Regions from separate parts of the Homo sapiens genome. Here region 2 is linked to region 1. Evidence: read pairs that join two places in POLR2A ChIA-PET (ENCODE). Cell type or tissue: HCT116. All regions are shown on one strand. Links, peaks and the distances in the headings refer to the core of each region. The heading gives the core; the rest is flanking DNA.

Evidence for each region. Peaks named below come from ENCODE experiments on the same cell type or tissue, not always from the same donor. Only the 100,000 strongest peaks of a DNase experiment are listed, where the experiment ranks them.
Region 2: POLR2A ChIA-PET joins it to region 1 with 5 read pairs; 2 of 35 experiments call an interaction of 5 or more read pairs at or near these places.

The regions. Positions count from the first base shown.
Region 1 is chr7:28,033,445-28,041,101 of GRCh38, reverse strand. All of the region lies in intron 1 of JAZF1 (JAZF zinc finger 1), which reads left to right. LOC105375208 (a long non-coding RNA gene) reads right to left here and starts at 3,586. Exons shown (of 4, transcript XR_001744910.3): 1 at 3,217-3,586; 2 at 2,905-3,053. RefSeq lists an enhancer at 3,001-4,200. In HCT116, for the core only: no CTCF peak of the experiment used is centred there; a DNase peak (open chromatin) is centred at 3,651; H3K4me3 peaks cover 2,075 bases; H3K27ac peaks cover 3,484 bases.
Region 2 is chr7:27,763,219-27,770,875 of GRCh38, reverse strand. TAX1BP1 (Tax1 binding protein 1) reads right to left here. Exons shown (of 17, transcript NM_006024.7): 4 at 4,855-5,042; 5 at 1,042-1,200. Among named protein-coding and RNA genes, the nearest start is that of TAX1BP1-AS1, 26 kb to the right of the region's middle. In HCT116, for the core only: no CTCF peak of the experiment used is centred there; no DNase peak of the experiment used is centred there.

The DNA.
Region 1 (7,657 bases), core at 1,613-5,612:
TTTTTAAAAAATTTTGCCACATATATCTAGGGCACCCATTTATATGCATTTCTGAAAGAATTTGTGTCTTTGAGAGCACACTGTGTTATCTATGTAATAGAAATAATCTCTGTGGTTTCTAGATGGGTCTTCTTCCTTTCCTTAATAGAACATTAAGGAACATAGTGTCTGCTATGTTGAATTTGGGGCATATTAAATTAAATATTAGCCGATTAAATGGAATATCTAAAGTGATTCTTGGGATAAAGCTTGTTAGAGAATTGTGGTCTTCTACCTTACGTCGCTGCAGTCACTGGCATCCATCTCTGAATTCCATTCCCAATTCCTCTCTTAACTCTGGGCGATCATGGAATTGCTGTACATTAGTGTTTTATCATACCATTCTTTTAAGTGGGTATCTAAAACTCCATATGTCCAAAATACAACTCTTGATCCCACCAAACACACTTCTACACCCCGACACCCTCATCTGCCGGGTGGCCTAGACTCTATGGCTGCCTTCCTCCTCCTCACACCTGTCTGGCTCATTCCCACCTCCCCACTGTGGCACCGTGTATCCCTCTCTCTGAGATGTTTACCCCCAGACTTTGTGTAGCCAACTGCTGATCATTTAGGACTTGACATAAGTTCTTCCTCTTCACAGAGGCCTTACCAGTCACTCTTGATTACATTACTCTTTAATTTTCTTTATAGTACTCATCTCTCTTCGATATTTTCTTACATATTTGTTGTTTGTTATTTTCCCATCTAGATTGTAAACTGCACAAGAACAGGACCTTGCTTGCCCCACTTGGAGCAGTATCTGCCTGGCACATAGTTGGCACTCAACAGATTCTTAAAGGAGTGGGTGAATGAATGAATAAAAAAATGAAACTGGCTTTAGATTTTTTTTATGTGTTTAAAGGGCTCAAACATTATGTAAAATTGAAGACTTCTGACAGTTTAATTCATTTTTAATAAACGTAAGGTTTTTCTTTCATGTGTAAAGAATACCCTTTAATAATACTTTAGGTTTGCATTATCTGGACTCTCAGCATTTTTTAATGTGTAGGAGTCTTCAGTTTGAGGACTTTCTGAAAGGCTAACTTTAATAACATCAGACCTGCCATTTCCACAGGGCTTAGAATAAATTCCAAAATGCCAGAGAAAATTAAATGCAAAAAAGCTCCAGTTAATTAATGTTTCAGAATAAATTAATGCTTTAGGCCTGACTTTAACTGACAAGTATAGTGAATTTCAAAGTTAAAACTGCCACCCTTTCCCCACGTCTGTATTTTGTGCTGTATTCAGTCATTCCAGTTATTTATATCCTTGGGGCGGGGGGAAGGAGACATATACACGTTGAATTTTAAATTAAAGTAAGAAACACAATTACACTGATTATTCTTAGGGGAAAGGGTTTTAGCATTCCTCATAACTCTCTTTAGTTATGCGATAATTCCAAAATTTTCAGAGTTGAGAATGGGTCCTAAATATCTTTACTTGTCCCCAAGATGCTGTAACATACTGAAAAGAAAGGAAGCTAACATTTATGTGTGTAGTGTGTTCCAGGGACTATCTTAGCTTCATATATCTCAGTAAGTCAGTTATAATATTGGTATTTGCATGGGGCAGGGGAGGCACATTTTCATCTTGTCTGATTAATTTCTTACTTATTCTTGGATCTTAGACCATAGAAAAGAATTGGCAAAAACATGTTACACTTCTTTCTGACTTTTTCTTCTTCCTTGTCTTCCCTCTGTCACTTCCTGAACCTCAGTTTCCCCGGTTGCAAGATAAATACATCTATCTCATAAGACTGAAATAATAAGGGGTGTGTGTGTGTGTTTGTATGCACGTGCGCATGTGCGTGTGTTCCCAATATGGTAGCTAATACCAAAGCATTTTTTAAAACATTAGAATGTTCTTGGAGGAGCCCTGCACCAAGGAGGGCTAAGTAAGTCTCCAAGGTCTCTTTAAACCTTAAGATGCTATGAGCTTACGTTCCATATGCAGAGCAATCATGAATCTTTTTAAATTTAGCATGCTTTGCCTCTAATTTGCCACTCTTTATTAATTTGTTAACACAAATATTTTAGTATGCAGGTCTAATCAATGTGCTAAGCATTAAAGTTGTAGAGATAAAAGATAATACCTGCTTACATTCTGCTTTGTTCCACAAAAGAATTTGAGGTAGAGATAAAAGGAACAGTTCATACCTCATCATGAGCATGGTTTTTTGTACAATACTTTATACCAAGCATGGACAGTGAAGCTGAATATGTACTAAACTACCGATATGTTCAGCAAATCTTTTGCTTTAAATAAATTTGTATCTTTTTTGTAGTTTCCTACTTTCTTATAAAAGTCATATGGAAAGGAAAAGCTTCAGCTCATCTGGAATTCTGTTTGGTTGGGTTTTGACTTTCAGTTAATCAAGGATTTGCTGGAGTTATGGGGTGTGTGCATGCTTCTTTTTTTGGAATTTTAGTTATGTGATATTTGCAAGTAATTCTTGGGAACAAGAGTTTCAAACCTGAATGTTCACAAGAAATAACAATATTATAAAAAGCAGATGTTAAACAGTTTTGTTTAAATAAAAAGGAAGATTATCTCTAATATTTGTAAATGCTTGAAAGAAAACAACAAATTCCGTAGTAGAATTTTTATCTTGTCTTCCTTTCTTTAGTTCAGTTATGTAAACAAAATTATATGAATCATGTACTTAACAAGTTCAAGTCTACTTTGGATTTATAGTGTCAGAATCATAAAACCCTGAAAAATGAGCTTATATCTACTAGTTATGCTAATACAAGCACAGTGAGAAGCTATTTGCCACAATCATTCCCCCATCCCAAAGTTTATAGGCTGTATGTTTTCTTTCACCTGAATTACTCTAATATAATATGTTAATGTTTCATTTACCTTGCCAAAAATAGGTTACCCACTTCATGGAAATTCCCATTCTCCTCTGTTCTTTGTATTGTGTTGCATTAGCCCATTGGTTCTGGTATTTTCTTCCTTTGTTTGGTACCATTTGTAAGAATTATCAACTGAGTTTCATGCATTCTCTGCTGGAAGAAAAAAAGCTTTTTATTTTTCCTATTTGAAATTGTGATGTTGGCAATGAAAATTCCAAAATCTCTCTGCCCATTTCTAGTAAAGCAATTTATGCATACATGTGACTAGAGTAGAGAAAAGTGAGTTTGACGTAGAAATTATGAGGAGACATATTACCTGGAGACATCTGTGATAATTCATGCTGTCCAAAAATGGCATGAACCAACTCAGCGAAAGATTCCTTGTTGCTGGGGGTGTCCTGGGTGTCTGGAATTCATTAATAAGATTTGAATAAGGAACCTTTCCATCCACACATCTCTGGATATGGAACAATCCTGTGAATTGGCATTTAGAAAGAGGGTTCATTTTGACCAAGTGTGTTCAACCTGAGCCCAGTTTTTAATAAAATGGAGATGAAATAGACACATACAAATAAAACTGTAAAAATTCCTTCCCTTTCTTTCACACGAGGAAAAAGAGGCTCTGAGAAGTGAAGGGACCCGTTCAAAGCCGCACAGCTAGTTACTGATCTGGGGAATAAGAACTCAGATCTCATGACTCACCTCTTCCACTTTTATCTCACTATGTCCCCTCTTTTTCCCTGAGTCATTTTCAGAATGTTTTACATGAGTCATAAAACTCGACCAAGGTTAAAATGGGGCCTGCTAAACTCTTATAATACTACACAGATGAATCATGTCAGCATTGCTTGAGAATTTTATTAAGACAGGTTTAATTGGTCCTGCCTGGAAAACTGAAACATAAAACAAAGTCACTGATTTCTCTGACTGTGCAGATCTCTTGGATGTGCTCTTTAAATTCCTCTGCTTCTGTATCTCATTGCTGAGGACATTTGCAAGAAAACATAATATTTATTGTGTTTGAGTACATCTAGTCTTGCTGCTTTTTCTTTTCCTACATCATAATTGTCTCTTTTCAGGCAGAGGTGGACAGTTAAGCAAGTTCTGCACGTACCCAAATAAACTCTGAACAGATTGATTCCCTCTGCACCCCAGTAAGGGTGTGCTCCACTGTGTTCCCTTGTCCCCAGGCCCAGATTCTTCCTAAAGTAAACTGGGCCACTGAACTGTGCCCATTAGTGAGCCAAAAGATTGGCATCTGCTGTACCTAGAGGGAGTTTGTTCTGTAGATGCCAATGGGCTGCCGTGAGGGTTGCTGGTTATTCACTTTCTCTGGTCTTGCTATGTGCATTCTTTGCAGATGTTTCTCCCCATCCCTGACCATACTTTCCTACCTTCTCCAGGAGCACAGCCTCACCCCCAACATCCCATACCCCTGAGTGCCCAGGCAGGGTTAGGAACCTCTAGGTGTCTAATAAAGGGAGGTAAAAGCCACTAACCCACGTTAAGAAGGTAGCTTTCCCTCCTTTCCTCTGTTTGGCACAAGGCATCATGGCATTTGGGGCAGGCCCCAGAATAATCTGTGTGCCATGAGGAAGCCCAAATGTCCTCCAGAGATGACCCTACCTCCTCCAGTGCGAGCCTTTTTCAAGATGCTCTGTGTCCAAAGCTGCCTGCAGAGTGAGGTTGCGTTACTCTACCACTTCTATTTGCATCCTCATTGTTCCCCCCAAAAATGAGTGAAGACTATGGCACCAGATGAAGAATAAACAAGGAAAACAACTTCAGGTTATTAATATTTTCAAATAATATGCATGCTCCCAATAACTGTACAAAACATAAGAAAAAAATCACTATAGAAGTCAGATAGGTTTTAGTTTGTTACTATGTCAGTAGTTTGTTAATCAGTGTTTATCAGACTGACTCTAACCTGAAGTTTATTCTAGGCAGGGCTGCTGTCCTGGTGGACTTGAATGTATAATGGAATCATAATTATTGCAGAGTGCTGCATGTTAAAATGACTGGTTGGGGGAAGGTGTTATTTACTTGTATTTTCCCCCACAGTTGTTACATATTAGTGCATCAAGACAAAGAAATGATTATAATTTACTGAGTAAAGTTGCAAAGGTCCTTGGCAATCATCTCACATACATGTACTTATAGAGAGGCTAGAGCTACTCCATTGGACTTTATGTATGTTACATTGTTAGAAAAAAAGATAAGGTCTTCCTGCTGAATTTTCACAAATATATCTTCTTCCACTTAAAGATATTATTTGACAATTGCATTTAATTTTTCTCCTTTATTTTCATGTATTTATTGTCATACATGTCTATGGTCTGTTCTCAGGGTTTCAGGTTGCTGTTGCTTTAGAATTGAAATTGAGAATTGTTCAGGACAATGGTTGAAAGCTTTGCTGGGTTTTGAAAACCCAGAAGAAATATTAATCGGGTGTATATTTTCTGGTTTACATCTTGTCACTCTGTGTACTCACTAATGAGTACATGTTAACAATTTCTATGCATGCCATAATTTCTCTGCACTTTATCCTCCAGCTTACTCCTCTCGTCCAGCCCTTCCCAAAAGTAAAGCAAGGAACCACAATCATCTCTCCTGCAGTCATCCATTAGGAGAAAGGGCTCTACACCAAAATTGAGTGGATTATTTGCTTTTAAGAGTTTGTTAAACATGTTTTGAAAAAATATTTTCTGAAAAATTTATTTTTGATGATACTCTCTATCTCTTTAGATTTCTTAAGTTTCTCATTCTTTTCCTGTTTTTTTTACTTACTTGAGATTAATGCCACACTGATGTTTTTCAACACTATAACAGATAAATTGGGCCTGTTTCTTTCTTTCTTTTTTTTTTTTTTTTTTTTTTTTTTTTTTGAGATGGAGTCTCACTTTGTCGCCCAGGCTGGAGTGCAGAGGTGCGATTTCAGCTCACCACAACCTCCACCTCCTGGGTTCAAGCAATTCTGCCTCAGCCTCCCAAGTAGCTGGGATTACAGGCGCCCACCACCACGGCAGGCTAATTTTCGTATTTTTAGTAGAGATGAGGTTTCACCATGTCGGCCAGGCTGGTCTCGAACTCCTGACCTCAGGTGATCCACTTGCCTCGGACTCCCAAAGTGCTGGGATTATAGGCTTGAGCCACTGCACCCAGCCTATTTCTTTTATATATATAAAAGATTGCAATTTGAGGACGGTAACGGCTCAGCCTTCATGTCTTAGCTTCACGTTGTAAGTTCTCATCTTGCTGGCTGTGATGGTATTTCATTAATATACAGGATAGTAAAAAATCACACTTTGTTTGCAGAGGCCATGGCATGTTTACCTTTTACTCAATAGCAAATTCCTTTCTGAGTGAACAGGGAAGCAGGATTTGTCTTTTGATATTTCATCCAGATCTCTGTTTCTGTTAAGAGGATGATGGTGTCATTTCTGTACTTTCTAGAAGGATTATGGCATTTTAATTCAAAAGACTTGTGTTCAGATTCCAACTTGGCCATACACCTGGGTATGTGAGTATAGGGAAGTCACTTACACAGTTTGGCCTCTGTTTTCTCATTTGTGAGTTAAAGACAGAGCTGTCTCTTTTGTAAATGCTTTTGGAATGAAGCAGGATTGGGAAAAATAAGAATATTTTCCATACAAGAATGTGAATATTAAATGCTCCATTATAAAAATTATAAATCAGTGTGTGTGTGTGTGTGTGTGTGTGTGTGTGTGTATTAGTTTTCTTTCATATTTTTATTATAACTGGCCACCCTCAAAGACTGCCTCAAAATAACAAAAGAAACTGAAAGGATTTGTTTGTGCTTCCAATTGTTCTTCTCCCTGTTGTTTGTCTTAAAAGCAGTGGGGCCCCCAGTAGGCAAAGCCTTCTAGGATTTGGCCAAAGGGAACAAAAACCCATCCTAACCTTTCAGATTCTCATGTTCCTTTGACTCAAATTGCTTAAGTAAGGTTCTACTTAAACTTCGTGTGTGTGTGTGCATGTGTGTGTTTTGCCTGGGATCAGTAGAACACAGAACAGTTTGAAATTCATATTGTGATGTTTTATTTTAGAAAGTCATAAAAGATAATTTTTTTTTAGAGAGGTATTGGTATTTCTTATGCACCAGGACTAACTGATTTGAGAAAGAATTAAGAGTTCCAGCTGGGTGTGATGATTCATGCCTGTAATCCCAGCACTTTGGGAGGCCGAGGCAGGTGGATCACCTGAAGTCAGGAGTTCAAGACCAGCTTGGCCAACGTGGTGAAACCCCATCTCTACAAAAAAACACAAAAATTAGCCGGGCATAGTGGCGGTGCCTGTAATCCAGTTACTCAGGAGGCTGAGGCAGGGAGAATTGCTTGAACCCAGGAAGTGGAGATTGTGGTGAGCCGAGATCGTGTCTCTGCGTTCCAGCCTGGGTGACAGAGTGAGACTCCTCCCATTGCCCCCCCAAAAAAGAGTTCCCATAGAGTACCACAATTACAAGTTTAGCAATCAGGGCTGTTTGAAAATCAGGAAAGAAAGAGGTGCATGTCATTTGAAAGAAAGGGGAGTTGCTGTCAAGCACAAAGGATAGTATTTACACAGGTAGCTGGTGAGTTCTTGCTTTCCTCAGCTGGGGTGTGCCCTGTGGTCACATTACAGTAATTCCCCAAACCTGCTCCACACCCTCAGTTCTCATTAGCGGTACGTCCTCTCTCTTCCAGGGGTTTTACTCCCCAAATAACTTTGGAGCCTTCACAGGCTTACATGTGCAG
Region 2 (7,657 bases), core at 1,685-5,684, 270 kb after region 1:
CAGAATTGAAGACTTCACATTTATAAGGAGATTTGTAAATGTACATAGTACTTGACATTATGTTTACCCTCTAACTCAAAAGAGCAATCCTCAAACAAATAGAACAAAGCAAGGAAAATCTTTTCAGAATTTAAGACTTACTTGTATAACATCTCTGCCCAGGTGTGCAATATATAACCACTCCACTGGAGTATACAAATGTTTGAGAATCACTGCACTAGCGGTTCATTTAGCAATTATTAAGCAATTGCTGGAGGCCTTGTTGGACAAAAGGATAACAGAACAGACCCCACCCTCAGGAAACAATAGCTCAATACTGTAAATGGGCATAAATATGCCCAACCGGCTCTACTGTACATGAGACTGTAATATATAAGATCACAGTCTGTGTAAGTTTCAGAACAAACTGCTTTTCTTGTGAAAATATTAAATAAACAAGTCAATGACTAGATAACTGTTTTTTCACTGTTTTTGGCTTCTTACAAGTCTATTTCTATCACTAATGAAGCCACAATGTTTTCTGCTTCATTGTACCTGTCTCTCTTTTTCTTAGCTCAAGAAATTCTGCCAATTTTAACTAGTTTGTTTCTTAGGATAACATAGCATTTCACCCATTAAAAATTTCAAAATTTTGTCTAATACTACATCTTATTTCACCAAATTATGCTTTTTTGAAAAGTAATTTTAATTTATGTATCCCATTTTTCCTTTATTCAGCGTTTATCATTTCTAATTGTATTTCTAAACAAAAAAAATCAAGTATTCTACAATTAGATGTAAAACATCTGGAAATAGTTGTCAGGGACTACCTCAACAAGCCTGGTACCAAAAGTCTAAAAGTATTTTAACCATCTTACAAACATAAAAGCAGCTGTGGCAGAAGGTTAATAGGAACTGACCTGTTCTTGTATAAACGTCTATCTAAAAGGCTACTTTTCTCAGTACCTGGTTTTCACTTACTTAATTGGTTCAGCTCTTTAAAAAGGTGGGTTTCAGGCAATATACTATCAACTTCAATCAGTTACATAAGACACAACTAACCTTTTGTTCTGCTTGCAGTTGGTCACATCTTTCTTTCTCATGGTTAAGTTCTCTTTCCATTCTCCCAACTTGTTCTCGAAGTTGTGCTGTTTCTTTTTCCAGAACGGCAATTAACTTTAACAGTTCTTCTTTTTCTTTCATGGTTTTCTCAATTTTCAACTATAAAGCAAAAAACTCAGATTAATTAGTTTTTTGCTTAATCCTAAAATATGTTATTACAAATTTAGTTTTCCATTTCCAAAAAAAATAATGAAGACATTCACAGAAAGAACTCTTACATTCTACCTACTTTATATCAATCAGCCTTTTTTTAGCCTTCAGTTAGAAAAATTCATCAATCATAAATTTAAACCTTCTTTTGGTTGAGCAAAGAAGAAAATATTACAAAATGAGAGAACTGTATTATGAAGTTGGCTGCTAATCATTTTTGAGATCAGAACTAAAAATAAGGCATATTAATGTTCCCGTTAATTACAGGGCTTTCTTATCCACAGTAATAATCAGATACTCCAAGAGGAAAAGTTGTACCTCTTCTTGAATGCAAACCTATAGGAAATCTTTGAATCTATCACAAACTTACTATATGGTATATAAGGCCTTCATCTATGGAATTACTACTAAAAGTGCTGATTCCTTAAGACACCAAGAAATGTATAGTTTCTATATATAAAATGGCCTCTACTTGGCTAAATTAAAACACTCTTCATAAGTAAAAATACAAATTTTAGGACAAACATGCAGACTGTAACAACATATTAACAATATACCTGATTCTTATGGGAACAGCTAATAGTTCAGGAAAATATAAACTTCAATATTCTAAAAGATTACTAAATAAATGGTCATAAGATAGTAAAACAAAGTTAATATTTCTCTTACAGGAAGAATGAAGACTCACAGGGAAGACTTAACAAAGGTGGTATTATACATTTAATTGGTAAAATGTTTTTCCTCCATACACCCCAAATTGGTTTTCCAGGGTCATGGGATTATGAAATCAAACTGATTAAATTCTAAAATGGCTCTTATCAAAGTTGAATAGCTGCAAACTTTCTGAATGACTCTTCTACCTGTTCCAACAAATCAAATCAAAATGCCAGGAAAAGTTTATTTATTCAATCATTGAATTTTTTTATATCTTATCTATTTTTAAAAAATGATTTGAAATAGTTTGCAATAAATGGCATTCAATAAAGTCAACAGAAAATTAGAACCAGGCAAGTATATCACCCATAAAGGTTAATGTCATTATTAATTTGGCATTAAATCTGGCTCAAAACTCTGGCAACTTAAAAATAAAGATATATCTTGACATAGCACAACATAGACTTTATAAAAGAATCACCTTTTCCAGTGATTTATTTAATTCACATATACTTTCTCAAGAGTTCACTAAAGCTTAAGTAGACATTTTTAGAAGAATTCAAATTAGATAAGAATGTATATGTCTCATTTCTTGCCTCAATTTTGTATTTTGGAATATGTTAAGCATACAAAATAGTTAAAATTTTACAATGATCATCCAAACATCCATCACCTAAATTCACTGATTATTAATATCTTGCATGTTTATCTCTTTATATACCTAAGTTTATGTATCCTTTTTTCTTCTAAGCCATTTAATGTGAAATTGCAGACACTTCACTCCTAAATACTTCAGAGCAAGCATCACCTAATAAGGACAGTTGGCTTTAAACCACCACTATTATTATAGCTAAGAATATTAAGAATAATTTTATATCCTCCAATAGGCCATAGTCAAATATCCCTCACTATCCCCCCAGTTTTTTTTTAAATCTAGGACACAATCAAGGTCCACAGATTGCAAAATTATGTCTCACTAATCACTTTTAATGTCAACAGGACCCCAGATAATGTCTCACATTTGTAATAATTTTGTGCAGTTTTAGATAAAGATTTTAATGAATGTGAGAATTTTAAAGACTCACCAAAATATTTGTTAAAAAAACATTTAATCTCAGAAATATTTACTTAAGAAACAGCAATTTTCACATTCTTTATAAAGTACCCTTTGTGGAGTAGGAAGGAGTGAAACAGAATGAGATATGTCTCAATCTACTTGAAGAAAAAGTACAAGATAAATGTGAATGCCAAAATGCCCATCACTTTTCTGTTGGAGGCCCTGAAATGAGGGTGGTCTAATAAGTATTCAAAAAGCTACAATATAAATACTGACTGCATTCTTAAGATCTGGGTTTGTTTCAGCATCTTTGACTGGCATTCAAATACAAAGCTAAAAACCTTGATCATCAGGCAGTTGCACCACAAAATGTTTTAGTCACCCTATAAAAGTTACATTTCTTTAAGATAAGAGAGGAATTTCTGTAAAGGGGAAGGAAAGATATGAAAGAATTCACAATAAAAAATCATTAGTTCCTCCTAACCTAGTTTGACTGTCTAATAAAAGTATTCTATCTGTAACCTCTTGTCTTTTTACTCCAGTCTCAGTTCTTTGAGGTAAATAAAAGTAAAATCAAAGGTATTAAATATTTACATGTTAAAAAAATCTATCCAACTATAAAGAAAAAGCAATAGCTGCAATAGAAGAAATATGAATATAAATTAGCCAAAAATGTATACTGAACCAATTTGAGAAACTATTTTTCTTATTATTATAATAGAGGGCACTATATACAATTAATCACAATAACTCAAATATAACACTGTAGTTTTTTAGGTATAGGATAAAGATATTGAAAAATGTGATCTTAAAATGAGAAAAGAATGTCACTCTATTTTTTCTGTCAATGACTACTAAAAATTAATACACAAGGCATTATTAGACCATCTACATAGTAAATTTATATTAAAGCCATGATCATGACTCCACAATATTCTATTTACAAAAACAGTAAGGAGTAAATAGCTTTTTAAATTTTCTTTTTAAATTATGGTTAATCTAGGCTTATTCATTTCATCAGAAGTACAACAGGAATCATTCTAAAAATGTCCAATCTAAATTAAGAGACTGGGAAGCTCCCCTGACTCACTGCCACACTTTAGAAAGAGAATGCTCATGGTAGTGAAACAAAGTTCACATCCAATTACAGTTAGATTTATTGATTTACACCATTATCCCAAGCAGCTTCATCCCCAAATCGGTAACATTCTACAATGAACTGATTACGCCACCACAAAAAGTTAGGCAAAGGAACATAAGGAAAGCTTTAGACCTAAACTCTCCCAATTGGTACTTACTGCACTATCCACTATGCGCAAAATAAGGATAGGCCCTAGGGAAAGTCTCTGCCACAGTGGAACCAACAGCATAATTGTGGCCAAAAGATTTTTTTAAGCATTTCAAAAAAAGACACTCTAAATTTATTATTTTAGTTAAAAAGCATTCGATTTTTTTTTTTTTTTTTTTTTTTTTTTTTTTTTTTTTTTTTTTTTTGATACGGAGTCTCGCTCTGTCGCCCAGGCTGGAGTGCAGTGGCACGATCTTGGCTCACTGCAAGCTCTGCCTCCCGGGTTCATGCCATTCTCCTGCTTCAGCCTCCCGAGTAGCTGGGACTACAGGTGCCTGCCACCACGCCCGTCTAATTTTTTGTATTCTTAGTAGAGACAGAGTTACACCGTGTTAGCCAGGATGGTCTCGATATCCTGACATCGTGATCTGCCTGCCTCGGCCTCCCAGAGTGCCGGGATTACAGGCGTGAGCCACTGCGCCCAGCCAAAGCATTCGATTTTTGTGGCAACTCTCACATAACCTTAAAATTCTTAAAATGCCAACCAACATGAGCTCTGTTCTTAAAATTATCAATGAATCACTATCTCACTGTGAACACCAACCTCAAGAAGGCCTGCTTTTGTGGTCACCACTAACATGTCAGAATTTCCTTCATCTTCCATAGTAAGCAGCTCTTCAACTGGAGAAGAAGCTCGAAACTGGAAAGGTGTACTTGCTCCACGAATTTCACCCTTATGGGTAACGTAACAGAACTGATAAAATTCTCCATCATCATTTGGAAGGTAATATCCTAAGAGGAAGTTAACAAACAAAATTATTAAACTTCCTATTATAAAATTCATGTTATTTCAATTTAACAATACTTGCCATGTCTCATTCCCCACACTGTTCTTGACAAGAATCTGGGATATGTCCTTCCTCCTTTCGCAAATTATCAAAACTAGATTCTTCCTTCCTACTCAAAGTTAAATTTTTTCTTCTCTTAGGTTTAAGCTTATATTCCCAGAATATCCTTTCCCCTTGTATCTTCACTAGGGCAAAACCCACTCATTTAGGACAGGCAAGTATATACTTTACAATGGGAAAGAGGCTGGAGGAGGAGCAAGGGAAGAACCAATATAAAAGTCTACTGAGGACTGGGAGTGGGGGTGGGAATATGTCATTTAGAGAAATCTTCCCTCCAATTTGACATTCATTACATGTAAATAAGAGATATTAACTAAAGTAATATGCTGCACATGTGAACTATATGAAGGCAGAAAAGATGAGGTCTGCTAGTGCAGTATGGTAAAAATAAGCTTTAGGACCCAGTGCGGTGGCTCATGCCTGTAATCCCAGCACTTTGGAAGGCCAAGGTGGGCAGATTCGCTTGAGCCCACCTGGAGTTAGAGACCAGCCTGGCCAACATGGTGAAACCCTGTCACTACAAAAAATACAAAAATTTGCCAGGTGTGATGGCATGTACCTGCAGTCCCAGCTACTAGGGAGGCTGAAGCGGGAGGATCGCTTGAGCCCAGGAGGTCAAGACTGCAATGAACCATGATGGTGCCACTGCACTCCAGCCTGAGCGACAGAGTGAGACTCCGCCTCAAAAAAAAAAAAAAAAAAAAAAAACAGAGAGGAGAGGCAGACAATCTATAAGATAAGAGAAATTCTTGTGGCGCTTTAAAGCAAAGTAGCAGTCCACAAAAAGGAATTAAGAGAGGGGTGGAGCATGTCAAAAAAAAATACAGGAGCCCACTTGAAAAGCTCCAAATGGCTAAAGCTGAAACAATTTAAGTAACAAAAAAAATATGGTATTAGACTTTATTTCACAGAAGAAATTAATGATTCCATGGAGAAGAAGAAAATTCTTTCTAACGTAATGATCAACTAATAAATATACAAGTAATGAACTTCATTAGGCAAACACCACAATAATCGTAGGCAAGATGCACAGAGGGATACTAAAATTAGTGGCTGAAAATATGAGGAGAAACAAGATATTTCCACAGTCTCAAAGTAGCTCCCTCATAATATTCATTAATTACAAGGGAAAAAAATAATAACTTTATTTACAGTGGAGAAATCCAGAAGACACAATCTTAAACAAGCAATCAAGATTATTATAACCAGTAATAAGATGTATGGACATCACATACTCCCTGATAAAATGTACTGAGAAAGGTACAATACTGTTTCTATGGCATTCTTCCCAAAAATGCATAACTTCAATCTAATCATGAGAAAACATCGAGCAAAACCAAGATGAGAGACAAGCTACCAAAACAAACAACACCACAAAATGCTAACAGTACTTCACAAGAAAGTAAAGGTTATGAAAGATAAGGAGGAAACCAAGGAGACTAAGACAACATGACAATTAAATACAAAGAGGAATTAAAGACTGGATCTAAGAACAGAAAAAGAACAGTAATGGAAACACTGGTGAAATCTGAGTAAGGTTTGTACTTTAGTCAATAGTACTGTACCACTGTTAAACTATTGGTTTCTTAAATAAATGTACCATGGTCATGTAAGATGCTCACATGACACGAAGATGGGCAAAGGGCATACAGAAATTCTGTGTACTACTTTTGCAAGTTTTCTTTACATCTAAAATTACTTCAAAATACAAAGTTTAAATAAATATCATAGACATGTATCTGGCAACATACATTTTTAAAGATTTTAAAAATCCACCCTCCTAATAGCTACTAAAAACTTACTAATTCATACCAACTTCCAAATAGCCACTAGGCTTATTTAAAAGCTTAACTAGAAAACAAATATATAGCATAATTAATCAGCTCTGGCATCAAGACATTAGAAACTGTACAAACTAGGTATTCAAGGTCTGATTCTTTTTTTTTTTTTGAGACAGAGTCTCGCTCTGTCACCCAGGCTGGAGTGCAGTGGCCTGATCTCAGCTTACTGCAACCTCCACCTCCCTGCTTCAAGCAATTCCCCTGCGTCAGCCTCCCGAGTAGCTGGAATTACAGGCACACGCCATCACGCCCAGCGAATTCTTTTGTATTTTAGTGGAGACGGGGTTTCACCATGTTGGCAAGACTGGTCTTGAATTCCTATCCTCAGGTAATCCACCCGCCCCGGCCTCCCAAAGTGCTGGGATTACAGGTGTGAGCCACCGTGCCCGGCCTCAAGGTCTGATTCTTTAAAAAACAAAAACTTCACTAAAATAAACTGCTAAAAAATATGGTTCAAAACCATTTGAGATAGACATAATTATTCAGAGCTGCAATTTAAAGCTGCCTGGAAAAACTTGTCAGATGGATACTGAAAATAAAATGGGAAAAAGTGAAAACTAAATTTTCGAGTCAAATTTTACAGACTGTGCCTTTAGTATTCAACAAGATTATAATAAATAAATAAGGGTTCATTTAGGAAAACAATCACGTTTAGGTA